Linked DNA regions of Homo sapiens: region 1 is linked to region 2. Evidence: read pairs that join two places in POLR2A ChIA-PET (ENCODE). Cell type or tissue: PC-3. All regions are shown on one strand. Each heading gives the region's core, and the rest is flanking DNA. Links, peaks and the distances in the headings are about the cores only.

Region 1 (5,389 bases), core at 247-5,246, 140 kb before region 2:
TAAAAAAATTTCTTTCCTTATAGGTATGTCCATCCAAAAGGAGCATATGTGACTAAAATCATCATGATATCCAAGGAGGTGAATTGATTTTTACAGGATTGTGTCTGATTATATCTTTTATCTCCACATCAAAAAATAATTAATGGAGTTGGTGAAAATCAATATCTTTCAGTGATGTAATCTAGGTAAAACCAAAATCTTCTCTGTAGTATATTTACATATACTAAAAAGGATATATATACTTTATTTTTTAGAGCAGTTTGGACTTACAAAACATTATAAAGATAGTAAAGAGAGTTCCTATGTACTCCATATCCAGTTTCTCCTATTATTAACAACTTATATTTGTATAGCACATTTGTTATCATTAGTGAGTCAACACCTGTATATTATTAACAAGTCTATACTTTATTCAGATTTCCTTGGTATTTATCTAATGTCCTTCTATTTCCTTGGTATTTATCTAATGTCCTTTTTATTTAATGTCCTTCTATTTCCTTGGTATTTATCTAACGTCCTTTTTTTTTTTGAGACAGTTTTGCTTTTATTTAATGTCCTTCTATTTCTTTGGTATTTATCTAATGTCCTTTTTTTTTTTTTTTTTGAGACAGAGTTTTGCTCTTGTCACCCAGGCTGGGGTACAATGGTGTGATCTCGGCTCCCTGCAACCTCTGCCTCCCAGATTCAAGCAATTCTCCTGCCTCAGCCTCGCGAGTAGCTGGGATTACAGGTGCCAGCCACCATGCCCAGCCAATTTTTTTATTTTTAGTAGAGACGGGGTTTCACCATGTTGGCCAGGCTGGTCTTGAATTTCTGACCTCAGGTGATCCACCTGCCTTGGCCTCCCAAGTGGCATGAGCCACTGCGCCTGGCCCCTCATGTCCTTCTTCTATTTCAGAATCTCATCCAGGATACCATATTACATTAGTTGTTCTGTCTCCTCAGGCTCCTCTTGGCTGTGATGATTTTTCAGATTTACCCTGTTTTTGAGGAATACTCATCAAATATTTTGTAGACTGCTCCTTAATTGGTATTTATCTGATTTTTTTTTTGCACGATTAGACTGGATTATGGGTTTTTGGGTAGAAATTCACAAAGATAAAGAGGCTTTTTGTTGCATTGTATCAAGAGTACATTTCATCCACATGACTTCTTACTGTTGATATTGATCTTGATTGCTTGGCTTATTGTCATGTTCTTCGCTGTAAAGTTAAACCATGTCTATGCTGCACCTTTTGGAAGGAAGTCACTACATATAGCCCACATCAAAGGAGTAGGGGGTTATGTTCTACCTCTTTGAGTGTAGAATATCTAAAGACATTATTTGGAATTCTTCTGCATGGGAGATGTGTCATTTTTTCACGATTTATTTATTCGATTATTCACTTATAATAGTATGAACTCATAGTTATTTTATACTTTTGCTTATAGTCTAATACTGCATTATTTTGTGGTTCACATTGTTTCAGGTTTGGCCATGAGGAGCTCCTGTTGAAGTTGGCTCCTGTATCCCTTTGAGATCCTCTTATAATTTTGTGTGTGTGTGTGTGTGTGTGTGTGTGTGTGTGTGTGTGTCTGTGTGTGTTAGATACTTACTTTCTGGCACTACAAGATGCTCCAGGGCCAACTTGTATATATGCTAACCCAATCTTACAATCAGCAATTTCTCCAAGGAGCTCTAGTTTCTTTTACTGGAGAACAGTATTAAAACCAAAATCTGGGCACTAGAAGTTCTCCTTGCTACTGGGGTGTCATTGCTTTCTAGGCTCTCTTAGCTGACGCAACAAGGAAATATGTATACTAAGCTCTGTATATATGTACAAATATCTATAAATATTTCTATATGTAACCATAGGTATCTATGTTAAGCTAAACATGAGTGAATTCATACTGATAGCCCCAACTCTAATTCATTACCACATGGACCAGTCTAGCCTATTCCCATTGTTTATCTGTGAACCCCATGAGAAATCTGGCTCCCACCATCCACCATGCATTTACTTAATTGCTAATTCTGGTATAAATGTAGAGCAGTATTAGAATTGTTAACTTGAAACCTTATGGGAAACAACTTTATTAAGTACAGTTTTATGTACATTTTCTTTTGCCTTTAGTCTTACAGACTCCTCTCATTTCCAAAATCACTTAGCTCAGCATCTTTTCCTCCCACTTCCTTCAGTGAAGTTGCTTTATAGATTTTTAGTACAGTTAGATTGTTTTGTCACTGCAGTCCATTCTAGGACCCTTGACCTTCTAAATGATCTTTAAAATGTGCATACACTAATGTTTACTCTTTGTTCTATAAAGTTCCATGGATTTTGATATATGCATTGTCATGTATCCATAATTACAGTATTATGCGAACAGTTTTACCACTCTAAGAAATTCCTCCTGCTTAACCTATTTAATCCTTCCTCCCCTCTCCCTGAGCCCCTGGAAATCAATGCATTTTTTTAATGTCTCCATAGTTTTGCCTTTTCCAGAATGTCATGTAATTGTAAACATACAATATGTAGCCTTTCAGATCGGATTGTTTCACTTGGAACTACGCATTTAAGATTCATTCATGTCTTTTTGTGATTCAACAGCTCATTTATTTTTATCATCAAATAATATTCCAGCAACTGACTGTACCACAGTTTATTTATCCATTCACCTATTGAAGGACATCTTATTTGCCCCCAGTTTTTGGTCATTATGAATACAGCCGCTATAAATATTTGTTTGCAGGTTTTTATGTGGATATAAATCTCAAATCAGTTGGGTAAACACCTAAAAGTTCAAATGCTGAATCATATGGTAAGACTGTGTTTAGCTTCTCTGGCCTACTTAGCTAGCATGTGCCACTCCTCAAAATCAGGTGGTGACTACCCCTACGATCATCGACAGCCAACACCGTCAGTTATTTCACTATTTCTTCCACCCTCATTCCAATTTTCAGTACGTAAATACATCTATTGAGTGACCCTACTGTGTAAGAATAATCATTCTTTATATTTTTCAAAGTTCTTTCACATGCATTATCACAATATCTCTAAAATAGCAGTACAGGAGCCAACCTGTTCCAGGCAGAATCCTGGCTCTGATCCTAACCTACGGCCTGACACAGGGAAAGTATCTAAATCTTTTCACCTGTAAAAGGGGATACTGCAGCACCTATCTAAATGTACCTGTTCATGCTGTGAAGATGTAATGAGTGTTTAGGGCAGCGCCACTTCTTGGACCACGTCACACTGCTGTTTGGAGGCTGGGCCAAGATTAGAATGTGAATCTTTTGATTCTTATTCCTATGCTTCTTCCCCTAGAAATGAGATTATTCCCCCAACCTCTTTTCCCTGCAACCTCGGACAATATGGGAGCCTCAGTGACATCAAAGCAATTGACCTCACAATCAATTTAGGAAAGGCTCTGGTAATTTTTGTGCACATGCATGGTAGGGGAGGGATCTGTTTATAGTCAAGTAGGATAATCCAATAACCATTGACAGAAATAGTCTTTTCTTGTCTTTAATGAATAAAAAGAACAACAGACTTCATTTTAATATCTAGGCTCTTAGATCAATCAATGGGCTAAGTACTGAAACAGTTTAAAAATCTATGAATTGAACTGCATGAACATGAATCTGTGCATTAAATTCTATGGACATAAAATGAATCCGTTCAAAAACAAGTTTGGGCAGTTTACATCTGGTATGTAGTGTTTTCAGAGTAAGGTTTTAAGGTTTAAGAGGTTTGAAAACTCTGTATCCCAGCCAGAGAATGCTTATCTGCTTTATGCTAGTTTTTACCTGCAGAATTTTTGTCTCTGTGACATCATATATTCATTTGCTGCTATATTTTAGAATGCATTGCACAACAGTGGGAACTGATCTAAGAAGGTTAATCATATTCTGGCAGTCGCTGAGCAGGCTGGCAATTAATGAGAAAGTTTGAAGAAGAATGTTATTTCAGAATACACCACAGCCTATTCTATAGGGTCAAGTTGACTTTTTATTTTCATTTGGTTGCTTATATAAACAGTGAAAGTGCAAAAATCCTCAAGGACTGACAAGCAAAGATTAATATTGTGTTTACAAAATAAGCAAACACAAAATATCCACAATGCTTTCACACACACACACACACACACACACACACATGCACACACATATACACATACATGCGTGCACAAACACATCTTTGTTGCAACCTGTTCATCTTGGGCTAGAAGTATGTGTGGGACGTGACTAGAGCTATCCGTGAGGATCATCAGGATTTCAAATAACTTGCAATGATTGGTATCAGTTATAAAAACACTGAATTATCCAACTGATCATGGCTAGAGTATAGTTTGGAAACCATTTATAAATAAAACTACATTCTAGTCACAACAATTTAATAATATAAATATATAGAGAAATTTAAATATACAAACATTTCAAGTAAATGCTAATTGTGACCTAATGTCTTTACTAGAGAAGAATAATATGAAAATTCATCTAGTGTTCTGTTTATAACTCTAATGCAAAAGATAGTTCTCTATTAGTTGAGTCAAATGTTTGTATCTCGATTACAGGCATCAGAACTTTGAGGTCTTTACTGACCTACACTCCTATCAAGACAAAAAAAAAGGAAGAAGTGTGGCATTTATTTGTCCATTAGTTCATTCATTCATTCTGCAAATATTCAGCATTTACCTTGTACGTGGCATTGAATTTGGCCCGAAGAACAGATAACCTAATGGTGTTTGGAGAATTGAAATAGTTATACTGCAAGTAATCTAATTGATTAAATCTTCTTATTTAAAGTTGAAGACTGAGGCAAATTAAAGCAGCCAAACAATTTTGGCTAGTTTTACCCATGCACTCTCGTTATGTCCATACCCACCTTCCACTAAACTTCTCTTGTCATTCTTCCCTATTTTCTAACCATTATTATAACTCCAACAGATATATTGTCATTTGCATTTATATACAATTAAGTTGGTCAATGATCCTAATCCATTCACTTCAACTACATAAGTACAATGTTAGTGAAATAAATGTGTCATTTAAAAATGAGGTCTGATCATACCATAAGACAGGGCAAAAAGGAAAATAAAGAAAATGAGGTCTAAGGTTAAAATATTTCATTAAAAAACATCAAAACTGAACACAGAAATGATCACAATAGAAGCAGACAGCCATTCCTTAGAACCTCTTTCTACTGTCTATTTCCTGAAATGGTTTTTCTCTAGTTTATTTCATTTTGTATCACAGATGACTATTTGGTTTAGTGTGTCTAATTCCTCTGCAATTAGATTTGCAGAACATATTACTTCATTTTAATAAAAAGTTTTTGAATCACAGCCAAATTGCTGTAGGACAAGCAGATTTTGTTTTCTTACAATTTCATTAGTAAAAAAAAAATGA
Region 2 (5,389 bases), core at 133-5,132:
TTAATCATAGGTCTTATGTTGTACAGTAGGATTTCCAGAGCTTGTTTATCCTGCATAACTGAAATTTTGTACCCTTTGATCAACATCTTCCCATTTCTCTGTCCCCCAACCACCCTTGGCAACCACCATTCTACTCCCTGCTTCTATGATTTTGACTATTTTAGATTCCATATATGAGTGAGATCATGCAGTATCTGTCTTTCTGGGTCTGCCTTATTTCATTTGGCATAATCTCCTCCAGGCCCATCCACACTGTCCGGAATGATAGGATTTCCTTCTTTTTTAAGGCTGAATAATATTCCATAGCAAATTTTCTTTATCTATTTGTCTGCAGAAGGACATTTAGATTGTTTCCATATTTTGACTATCGTGAATAACGCTGCAATGATCATGAGAGTGCAGACATCTCTGAGATCCAGATTCCAATTCCTTTGGTTATAGATCCAGGAATGGGATTGCTGGGTCATATGATAGTTCTATTTGTAATTTTTTTGAGGAACCTACATATTGTTTTGCTTAGTGGCTGCACCAATTTACATTTCCACCAACAGTGCATAGGGTTCCCTTTTCTCCACACCCTTGCCAACACTTGTCCTCAGGTTTTTGGATAACCATCCTAACACGTATGAGGTGATATTTCATTGTGGTTTTCATTTGCATTTCCCAGATGGTTAGTGATGTTGAGCAACTTTTCATAAACCTACTGGCCATGTGCATATCTTCTTTGGAGAAATGTCTATTCAGGTCCTTTGTCCATTTTAATCAGGTTATTATTATTAGTTTTTGCTATTGGGTTGTATAAGTTGCTTATATGCTTTGGATACTAACCCCTTATCAGATCTGCAACTATTTTCTCCCTTTCCATAGGTTGCCTTTCCATTTTGTCAAGTGTTTCCTGTCCTATGCAGCAGCTTTTTAGTTTGATGTACTCCCTCTCACTTATTTTTGCTTTTGTCAGCTATGCTTTTGGTGTCCAAGGGAAGACGATTTTAGCAGGGCAATTTAGGGCTTAGACATGTGCATTCACCTTCAAAGAAAACAGTCTGTGGTCATTCCATTTGAAGACTCCATTGCCTGAGAAGAGGCTTCATGGATGGCCTCTGCCTGTAGGAGCTTTCTTACTGTTCCACACTATTTCATTACATGCCTGTTCAAGAAGAGCCAGTGACCATAGGGAAGATCAGGCAGCCAGGTCCCTGCTTCTTAGCATTTTTTTCTTTTCTTGGTAGCCTGAGAATAAAGAGCCCCAGGGCAGTTAGTTCAGGGCTGCTTCCATCCTTCATGGAATTCTGAAGAGCAACTTTCTGGAAGAGTGGTAGGGGGAGGGGTTGGGTAAAGAAGAGAAGACGAGCTTTCCAGAGAAACTCATGCGAGAGTCCAGGGGGGTTCACATTTGGTTCAGGAGGGCCAGCATTGCACACTAGAAATAGCCCCCATCCCTGGACTGGCCAGGACATCACTTACCCACCCCCCTGACTTCAATCAGAGCTGGGACTCACAACCCCACTGATGTGAGGCCTGCTTGGTGCACCGAAGTTCCTCCTGCTGACTCACACTGAAGTACCGCCGCAATATGGAGAAATTCCATGACAAAAGAGAGTATTCCTGACATTTTTCCAAGCACTCAGATTTTCCAGTAGATTGCACTGAGCACAGTATTTCTGTCATCCAAACTGCGTAGGAATAGCTCAATGTTTCCAAAGTGAAGTGGAAAAACTCACTGTGGTAGTAAAATTCTAATGCTGCTCTCTTTTTCTCCGAGACCCACAAGGGGACCTATTGAAATGTAAGACTGAACCAGGCCTGGTAGGCATTGATGTGGAACTAAAGTATACCTTGGGGACTCTGGAAAAAGTGAATATGTGACCAGAGCCAAATGCAACCTGGGGACACTTCCTGTGGGTCTGGCCCGGGGCTCCTCACCTTTCTTAACGGAGCTTTAGGTGAATGGATATGCAAGTCCCCTCTGGTTAGAACCATGAGACAGGAGTGTCCCCATTGGCCTCTACTCTGAAGGTATTTGAGTTTGAAACCCCAGATAAAATACTGCTATAGACTGAATGTTTATGTATCCCCAAAATTGGTATGTTGAAACTTAACCTTCAATGTGACTGTATTTGGAAGTGGGTCCTTTGGGAGGTGGCTAGGTCATGAAGGTAAAGCCCTTGTGAATGGGATTAGCGCCCTTAGAAAAGAAATCCGGCTGGGCGTGGTGGCTCATGCTCCTAATCCCAGCACTTTGGCAGGCCAAGGCGGGTGGATCACCTGAGGTCGGGAGTTCGAGATTAGCCTGACCAACATGCAGAAACCCCATCTCTACTAAAAATACAAAATTGGCCAGGCGTGGTGGCACATGCCTGTAATCCCAGCTACTCAGGAGGCTGAGGCAGGAGAATTGCTTGAAGCCGGTAGGTGGAGGTTGCAGTGGGCGATAGAGCAAGACTCCACCTCAAAAAAAAAAAAAAAAAAAAAAAAAAAAAGAAAAGAAAAGAAAAGAAAAGACAAATCCTAGAGAGCTCTCTCACGGCTTCCACCATGTGAAGTCTCAGTGAGAAGGCAGCTATCCGTGAACCAAGAAACAGGCCCTCACCCGACACCAAATCTGCTGGTACCTTGACCTTGCACTTTCCAGCCTTTAGAGCACTGAGAAATAATTTTCTGTTGTTTACAAGCCACCCAATCGATAGTGTTCTGTCATAGTAGTCCAATGGAGTAAGAAATACTTCAGACATTCAGCAATGAAAGAAGTGGGGAGAGAGGTATCTGTCTCTTCACTTCCTTCAGCTCTATGAAATAAAACCACAAATAAAAGCTCACTTATTTCCTTCCATGTAACTTTCACAATTGGTAATTACTTTTACTTGTTTGTGTGCTTACACTAGAATGCCTGCTTCCTGTGGGCAGGGAGCAGGCCTATTGTGGTCACTATTATATCTCCAGGCAAAAAATAGGTCTCAATTAACATTTGTTGAATGAGTAAATGAATGGATGGATGGATTAATAAATGAATACAAACCTATAAAGTTACAGACAAATTTATACCTCATGTAAATATATTAACATCTCATATAAAGGACATAAAACAAGAGGCGTAAGGGAAAGGCAATTTCCCCCAGTGTGTCTCTGAAACTAAGGTAGTGACTGATGTTAAAAAATAAATCTGTTCTTAATGCTTTAGTTACTAAATTTCCTATTTCTGAACGAGAGGAGAATACTCCATCAAAGGAAAATGCTGGAGAAATTCCCCTCCTACAGAGGGACCCCTCTCAATTTGTAAAAACACCCTTTTTTGTTTGGTTCTACCATCTTAAAGAAAAAAAAGTAGAAATGCAGACACCTCTTTGTATGATGACCATGCAGTGTACCGCCCAAAATGGGCCTCAGACGGCTGGGTGCGGTGGCTCATGCCTGTAATCCCAGCACTTTGGGAGGCCGAGGTGAGTAGATGACTTAAATTCAGGAGTTCAAGACCTGCCTGGCCAATATAGTGAGACCCCATCTCTACTAAAAATAACAAAAATTAGCCGGGGGTGGTGGTGAGCACCTGTAATCCCAGCTACTCAGGAGGCTGAAGCAGGAAAATGGCTTGAACCCAGGAGGTGGAGGTTGCAGTGAGCCGAGATCGCACCACTGCACTCCAGTCTGGGCAACAGAGCGAGACTCTCTCAAGAAAAAAAAACCCAATAAACAAAATGGGCCTCTGAGAGTAAAATGGGTCATGAAGGGGGATTATGGGAGCAAACTGGGACTTTTCTGGGCAAATGATGACATGGGGTCTGACCTACCTCTGCAACAGGTAAGTTAATCTAAGCTCATTCAAAGTTAAAACAATTTTTTAAATAATTCTTCCATTTAAAATGTGTTGTTAATTGAACCCTTCTTATCTTGAACTCTGATGAGTTTTTATCTTGAGAATTAATTCTTGCAAAGTAAAGTATCTTGAGCTTCTCTGGTAAGTTTTTGATTCTAGAGTTATATCTTAAAACACAAAGTATAACACAGGTCACTTTCCCTGGATGATATATCAAGTGAGATACTGTGAAAATACTCTGCATGGTAAGCCCTCGACTCTACCTCTTTCTTTTTATGAAAACAGAATACATGGCACAAAGCACAGCTGCCCCTGAGACATGCTTCAGAGGTAAAGCGCTTTGTAACAGATTCACTTCCTTTCCCAGTGCCACAGAACAAAGATTACACTCAGCCTTCCTGGACATAAAAACTTCAGTTTTTCCCATTCCTCCTGCCAAAGCTGAAATGCCGAGAAATGCTGGGAACCTGGCCTGTGATTATACACACTTCATATTTTACATTCTGAAACCCCAAGGAATAAGCTGTTGAGAACAGAGTCCTATTTCTTAAATGGCAGTTGAACAGATACAACGCTCAAGCTCTGTTGAGCGTGGCTTAGTATTTGCATAGGCAGAAACAGACAAAGACTGCACAGATTCTGCCAGTCTGTGGGCACCTTCCCGGCATATGTGGCAGACCTCAGTTAACTTTTCTCACTTATTTCTGTTTGGTTGTTTTTTAACCTTCTGAATTACTCAACCAGATTCTTACAGGAAAAAAAAAAAAAAAACCACTAACACACATACAAATCAGTCACAGGGAAACTCAGTTACGGCCTCTGACGGGTTTGAACCTGTCTATTTGCAAATGAGAAAACAAAATTTCAGTGTTCTTTAGGCCAAAATAGTATCTACCCTGCTCCTTGGTGCAGCAATAAAATGGACAGCCCCACAGTAATCAGATTTTGGGTTTGCTTTTGTCAAAATTTTCCTCCTCAGTTTTGTAAGTTGATTTCACCGCCACAGTATATTTTTCTCAATTCCACCTTCTGTGTAGGAGTCAAAAAAAAAAAAAAAAAAAAAGCCTGCTTCCCTTCCTCTCTTACATTCATTCCTTTCCTTCAAGAACCAACCCAAGAGCCACACATCCCCCAGGAAGGGCTCGAAAGGGTGAATTCCATGACTCAGTGTCACCTGCCTTCCTCTGCTGCTCGGCCCCATTTCTTTGTCAAAGGAGTGTTAAAATCCTCACTCGGTGAACTTGGGAAAGGCAAGCTTCTAGCTGCTTGGATTAAAGACTGAATACCCCCTCTTGCTTCATTTGCAAGATTTGGGGCTGCTCCCATCTGTTCTTAGAGGGCAGGAGCTCATTTTTAATTTTTTCTCTCTTGACATTATTTGGGACAGCGCCCATAGAGAAAGGTGTTTGAGAACTCCCTGGTGAATAAGCAGTCCACTCTGTACAACAGAAGGCACTCTATAACCACGGTAGAAGTATGTGCTGCTACTCTTTAATCCAGTTATAAATAATGACTGGTGCAACTGCTCTACCTGGAGCAGTAGTGCTGGAAAGAAATCTTTCTTTGTAGCTTGTAACT

Evidence for each region. Peaks named below come from ENCODE experiments on the same cell type or tissue, not always from the same donor. Only the 100,000 strongest peaks of a DNase experiment are listed, where the experiment ranks them.
Region 1: POLR2A ChIA-PET joins it to region 2 with 17 read pairs; 4 of 35 experiments call an interaction of 5 or more read pairs at or near these places.

What each region holds. Positions count from the first base shown.
Region 1 is chr14:61,645,343-61,650,731 of GRCh38, reverse strand. The region is part of intron 1 of LINC03033 (long intergenic non-protein coding RNA 3033); the gene reads right to left. Among named protein-coding and RNA genes, the nearest start is that of HIF1A, 47 kb to the left of the region's middle. In PC-3, for the core only: no CTCF peak of the experiment used is centred there; a DNase peak (open chromatin) is centred at 2,801; H3K4me3 peaks cover 938 bases; H3K27ac peaks cover 2,711 bases.
Region 2 is chr14:61,502,487-61,507,875 of GRCh38, reverse strand. The region is part of intron 10 of PRKCH (protein kinase C eta); the gene reads right to left. Among named protein-coding and RNA genes, the nearest start is that of PRKCH-AS2, 40 kb to the left of the region's middle. RefSeq lists an enhancer at 1,116-1,688. In PC-3, for the core only: no CTCF peak of the experiment used is centred there; no DNase peak of the experiment used is centred there.